Regions from separate parts of the Homo sapiens genome. Here region 1 is linked to region 2. A link is an interaction called in ENCODE POLR2A ChIA-PET data of the cell type or tissue named here. Cell type or tissue: Panc1. All regions are shown on one strand. Each heading gives the region's core, and the rest is flanking DNA. Links, peaks and the distances in the headings are about the cores only.

Region 1 (2,919 bases), core at 133-2,632, 190 kb before region 2:
CAGCTCCAGAGTTTCTCTCTCTCTCTCTCTCTCCTCTCTCAGCTGGTCACTCTTCCAGGCCAGGATAACCCCACCCTAACCACCACCTTGTTTTTCTCCACCTGGTCTCTGGCCAGACCAACCCAGCGCCCCTGTTAACAGCCCCAGGAAGAAGGGAAAGGGGGCTCACTGATCAGGGGTGCTCCCCGCAGAGCTGAGACCATGGTGACAATGGCAGCAGCAGCAGTGGCTCAAAACCCTGCTTCAGCTCAAGATGTCCCCCACAACCTTGCCAGGGCCCCAGGCACCCAGTGTTAAGAGAACAATGGGGAAGGCAGGCTCCAGGCCAACGGAGGGCCTTCTAGAACTCCAGCTCTGTGAGCTCATCTTCCACAAACAGCGCCACCACAGAGCTTTGACTAGCCCACCTGAGCCCTTCCACTCAGGGTCCAGAGGCAGAGCAGGATATCTAATCCCAGCCCCCTTGCACATCTCTGCCCCACACACACACACACATACACACATGCGCGCGCGCACACACACACACACACACACACACACACACACACTACACTGAGGGATGACACTTCCTCTCCCAACAGATCTTTCAGATGATTATCCAGGGATAATGGTAGACACCTAGGGATGGTGATGGATGTACAGAGATGGTGATGGGTACCCAGGGATGTTAACAGGTGTGCAAGGACAGTGGTGCGTGTGCAAGGATGGTAGTGGGTGCCCAGAGATGGTGGTGTGTGTGCAGGGATGGTAGTGGGTGCACGGGGATGATGGTGGGTGCCCAGGGATGGTGATAGATGTGCAGGGATGGTGGTTGGTGCCCAGAAATAGTGGTGGATATGCAGGCATTGTGGTGGGTGCCCAGGGACAGTGGTGGGTGTGCAAGAACAGTGGTGGATGTGCAAGGATGGTAGTGGGTGCCCAGGGATGGTGGCAGATATGCAGTGATGGTGGTAGGTGCCCAGGCACAGTGGTGGGTGTGCAGGGACAGTAGTGGGTGCCCAGGGATGGCAGTGGGTGCCCCAGGATGGTGGTGGGTGTGCAGGGATGTTGGTGGGTGCCCAGGCACAGTGATGGGTGTGCATGGATGGAAGTGGGTGCCCAAGGATGGTAGCAGGTGCCCCAGGATGGTGGTGCATGTGCAGGGATGGTGGTGGGTGTTCAGAGACAGTGGTGGATGTGCAGGGATGGTAGTGTTGGGTGCCCAGGGATGGTGGTGGATGTTCAGGAATGGCGGTGGGTGCGCAGAGGCAGAGGTGAGTGTGTAGGATGGTGGTCAGTGTGCAGGTACGGTGGTAAGTGTGCAAGGATAGTGGTAGATTCCCAGAGATGGTGATGTGTGCCCAAGGATTGTGAGGGATGTGCAGGGATGGGGGTAGGTGCCCAGGGATGGTGGTGGGTTCCTAGGGATGGTGGTGGTTGCCCTCTGCTTTTCCAGGCTGCCCATCTCACCATGAAGCTCCTTTGAGTGCCAGAAAGTTCTTCCTTAATGCTGAGCCACAAGCCACTCCCTTCTCCACCTGGATGATGGCCATTCAGTGTGGACAGGTGCAGGGCAAAGGTTACCCTATTGACCCTAAAACTTAAAGGACAGAGAATTGGAAGGAAAGGGCATGTGGTGCCCACGTCTGTGTCCCACAGGAGCCTGAGTCCCACAGCACAGCAGCTAGAGCATAGGCTTTGGGGTCAGGCTGACCAGGGCTGAACACAGGCGCTAGTGACTTCCAGGTGGATGACCTAGAGAAAACAGCCTCACTTTCTGATTCCTTGATTCTCAAGCGGGGATGACAACACCAACCTCACAGGGTACTAGGAAGGCTCAATGAAACAGCAACAAAGTGCTTAGTACCCCAGGTGCTCAATAAATAATAGTAATTACTACTAAGTGCAGAGCACAGCCATAAAAGTGTCTGGTTGCACCATGTCCACCCTATCTGTCTGGGCCCCACCCCAGGACAACCAAGTTAAAATTGAGGGATGGCCCAGCATCAGCACCAGTATTTTTTTCTTTCATTTTTTTATTGAGGTAAGAACACTTAGTAGGAGATCTACCCTCTTAACATATATTTAATATGCAATCCATTATTGTTGACTGTAGAGGACACTGCTGTACAGCAGCTCTCTTGAGCTCATTCATCTTGCCTGACTGGATTTTCTTTTTTTTCTTTTTTTCTTTTCTTTTTTTTTTTTTGTTTTTTGTTTTTTGTTTTTTGAGATGGAGTTTCACTCTTTTGCCAGGGCTAGAGTGAAGTGGCATGATCTCGGCTCACTACAACCTCTGCCCCCTGCGTTCAAGCTATTCTCCTGCCTCAGCCTCCCAAGTAGCTGGGATTACAGGCATGCACCACCACGCCTGGCTAATCTTTGTATTTTTAGTAGAGACAGGGTTTCACCATGTTGGCCAGGCTGGTCTCGAACTCCTGACCTCAGGTGATCCACCTGCCTTGGCCTCCCAAAGTGCTGGGGTTACAGGCGTGAGCCACCACACCCAGCCACCTGACTGGATCTTTATGCTCATTGATTAGTAACTCCCTGTTTTCTCCTCCTGCCAGCCCCTGGTGACCACCATTCCTCTCTTTGATTCCATGAATTTGACTATTCTAGGTACCTGATAAAAGTAGAATTATTTCCTTTTCTGTAACTGGCATATTTCACTTTGCATATTGTCCTTAAATCTCATCCATATTGTTGCATATGTCAGAAATTTCTTCTTTTTTAAGCCTGAATAGTATTCCACTTTGTGTGTATACCACATTTTCTTTATCCATTCATCTGTGTGTGTTAGCTCATTTTGCATTGCCATAAAGGAACATCTGAGGCTGGGGAACTTAATAAAGAAAAGAAGTTTATTTGGCTCACAGTTCTGTAGGCTGTACAGGAAATATGGTGCCAGCATCTGCTGGGCTTCTGCGAGGCCTCAAG
Region 2 (2,919 bases), core at 268-2,767:
TTCATGGTGAACAAGCAAGGAACAGACTAGCAACACCTTGGAAAGCCAAACACCCTTGGAGCTATAAAAACATAGTAACAGATGACATAATCCTTACTCGGAAGATTTATTATTAATCTCTTTAGATATTCAAAATGTGGAGGTTTGGCCATTCATGGTGGCTTATACCTGTAATACCTGCACTTCGGGAGGCTGAGGCAGGAGGATTGTTTCAGCTCAGGAGTTCAAGGCCAGTCTGGGTAACATAGTGAGACCTTGTCTCTAGTGAAAATTTTTTAAAAATTTAAAAGATCAGCTGGGCGTGCTGGCATGCACCTGTAGTCCCCAGCTACTTAGGAGGCTGAGGTGAGAGAATCACTTGAGCCCGGGAAGTTAAGGCTGAAGATTCACTTTTCACAGATTAATGACTATTTCTACAAAGCTAAACATTCTAATTTACAAATGGGATACATATTAAATATACATTTAAAAAATAAATTTAAACTCTAATTGAAAAACAAACAACATAACACCTTAGGTATGGTGTGATAAGGTTACTTTTTTTTGTTTTTGTTTGTTTGTTTTTGAGACAGAGTCTCGCTCTGTCACCCAGACTGGAGTGCAGTGGCGTGATCTTGGCTCACTGCAACCTCCGCCTCCTGAGTTCAAGTGATTCTTCTGCTCAACCTCCCGAGTAGCTGGAACCACAGGCGTGTGCCACCACTTCTGGCTAATTTTTTTGTATTTTTGGTAGAGACAGGGTTTCACCGTGCTAGCCAGGATGGTCTCAATCTCCTGACCTTGTGATCCGCCCACCTTGGCCTCCCAAAGTGCTGGGATTACAGGCGTGAGCCACTGCACCCGGCCATAAGGTTACTTTATAATAATCATGAACTTTTACCTCTCATCAAACCCCAGAAGGCAGTTTATTCGTTGAAGTTGCAGATAACCTGAGAATAAAGATGGTGAAAAGCCCTAAAGATGTGGCTTGAGGTCCTATGTCTATCAGGGAGTAACTCTAGGAAGGAACACGTAATCTTTGAAAAAGCTCTTCCAGAATTCAGATCCAAGAGCAGTGCTTCTTTGAACCAGCCCAACCTGAATGAGCTGCCTTGATCAGGGTTAGACTATCCTGTAAACATCAGCTTTTAAAGCTATCATTTTTTTTTTTCAGAGAATTATTTTGGCCTTGAAGTAATGTTTGTTTTATATATAAATGCTGTCTAATTTTGATGGTTTGATTGCTTCATTAGTCATCTCTGCAAATAACACACTTCTCCATCGGTTTTGGCTTCAAAACCAAACTCAATATGTGAGGAAATCACACCTCCAAGTAACAGCTAGTACAATCTCTTTTGGTCTTCATTTCTCTGAACCTGCTTCCTTCACCATAATTTGGTTTGCAATGACTGTACACTCAGAAAATACATGTATTTTGGAGACAAAGGAGTCCATAAAGCTTATTTTGCAAAGGATTAGGCGTGAAACCAAATTAGGATTAAAAATAAATAATGTACTTTTTATTTCCCTAATGTCTTAGTTTGTTTGGGCTGCTATACCAAAATACCTTAAACTCAGCAACTTATAAGCAACAGAAATGTATTGCTCACAGTTCTGGAATTTGGAAAGTCCAAGATCAAGATATTGATAGCAGATTTGGTGTCTGTTGGGATCCATTCGTCATAGCTGGTGCCTTTTTGCTGTGTCCTTACATGACAGAAGGGGCAAGCAAGCTCCCTCAAGCCATTTTTATAAGAGCACTAATTCTATTCATGGGGGTAGAACCCTTATAATCTAATCACCTCCCAAAGGCCCTACCTCTTAATACAGTGCAAATAATATTTTGAGTTAAGAGTTTGTATAATACCCTTAAATATGACACTTTGTAACATGGTCAGACTGTGTGTGACCAATCCAGCTTGTATCATACAGGACCTCATCATGCAACCTCACCATGTGAGTTTGATAGCATCCAGACTGCTCTATACTTTATTGAATAAAATGAGTCCACTAATCTTGCTCTTGGCTGCCACTGTAATGTCAAATTGTCGTAAAAGTTACTAAACTCTTTATTTCCTTACTTATCACAGACCAAGCAACAGACAGTTTGCAGACTGGAACCCTTGAAATAACACTGTTCTAGGAACTATTAGAGAATATAAACAAATGTAGAAGCATTTAAAATACTAGATAGCAGTGAAACATTTAATTGCTTAAAAGGGTAATAGATGAGATGCCCCAGTGCAACATCCAATTAATTGGCAAATAAATTGTAGAGACAGTAATTGTCCTGAAAGTCCAGTGGAGGGAGAAAGATCACTCCAGGCTAGAGGTGTCAAGAAAAGCCTTATGGAGATGGTGGGTCTTCAAATAGTTCTTAAAGGACAATATTTAAAAATAAAAATTGCATAAGTTTTATTAATAATTTTAGTATATTCCTGTAAACTCCAAAGTAAACCCTAGTCATACTAGTTAGTGTTAGTCATACTATTAGAGCCCTCTATATCTATGTGTCCTGCATCTGTGGATTCAATCAACTGCTAATAGAAAGTATTTGGAAATCTACATCTGTACTGAACATGTACAGACTTTTTTGGGTCATCATTCCCCCAAAATATAGTATAACAACTGTTTACATCGTGTTTGCATAGTATTGGGCATTATAAGTATCTGGAGATGATTTAAAGTATACAGGAGGATGTGCATAGGTTATATGCGAATACTATGCCATTTTATGTCAGGAACTTGAGCATCCAAGAATTCTGCTATCCACAAGAGGTCCTGGAACCAACCCTCTGCTGGTATCAAGGGATGACTGCATATAAATACTAGTATTACTAGATAAATCTTCCATTCAGCCTTTGAATGCAAAGGGAACTTCCTTGCTTGTCTTCTTTTTTAAAACAATTTACAAAATTTAAAAACAAAAGTCTTTGTTCT

The links. Peaks named below come from ENCODE experiments on the same cell type or tissue, not always from the same donor. Only the 100,000 strongest peaks of a DNase experiment are listed, where the experiment ranks them.
Region 1: POLR2A ChIA-PET joins it to region 2 with 28 read pairs; 2 of 35 experiments call an interaction of 5 or more read pairs at or near these places.

Annotation. Positions count from the first base shown.
Region 1 is chr17:32,989,223-32,992,141 of GRCh38, reverse strand. It overlaps SPACA3 (sperm acrosome associated 3), which reads right to left and starts at 295. Exons shown (of 5, transcript NM_173847.5): 1 at 170-295. The coding sequence starts at 203. In Panc1, for the core only: no CTCF peak of the experiment used is centred there; no DNase peak of the experiment used is centred there.
Region 2 is chr17:32,803,904-32,806,822 of GRCh38, reverse strand. All of the region lies in intron 1 of MYO1D (myosin ID), which reads left to right. Among named protein-coding and RNA genes, the nearest start is that of MYO1D-DT, 71 kb to the left of the region's middle. In Panc1, for the core only: no CTCF peak of the experiment used is centred there; no DNase peak of the experiment used is centred there.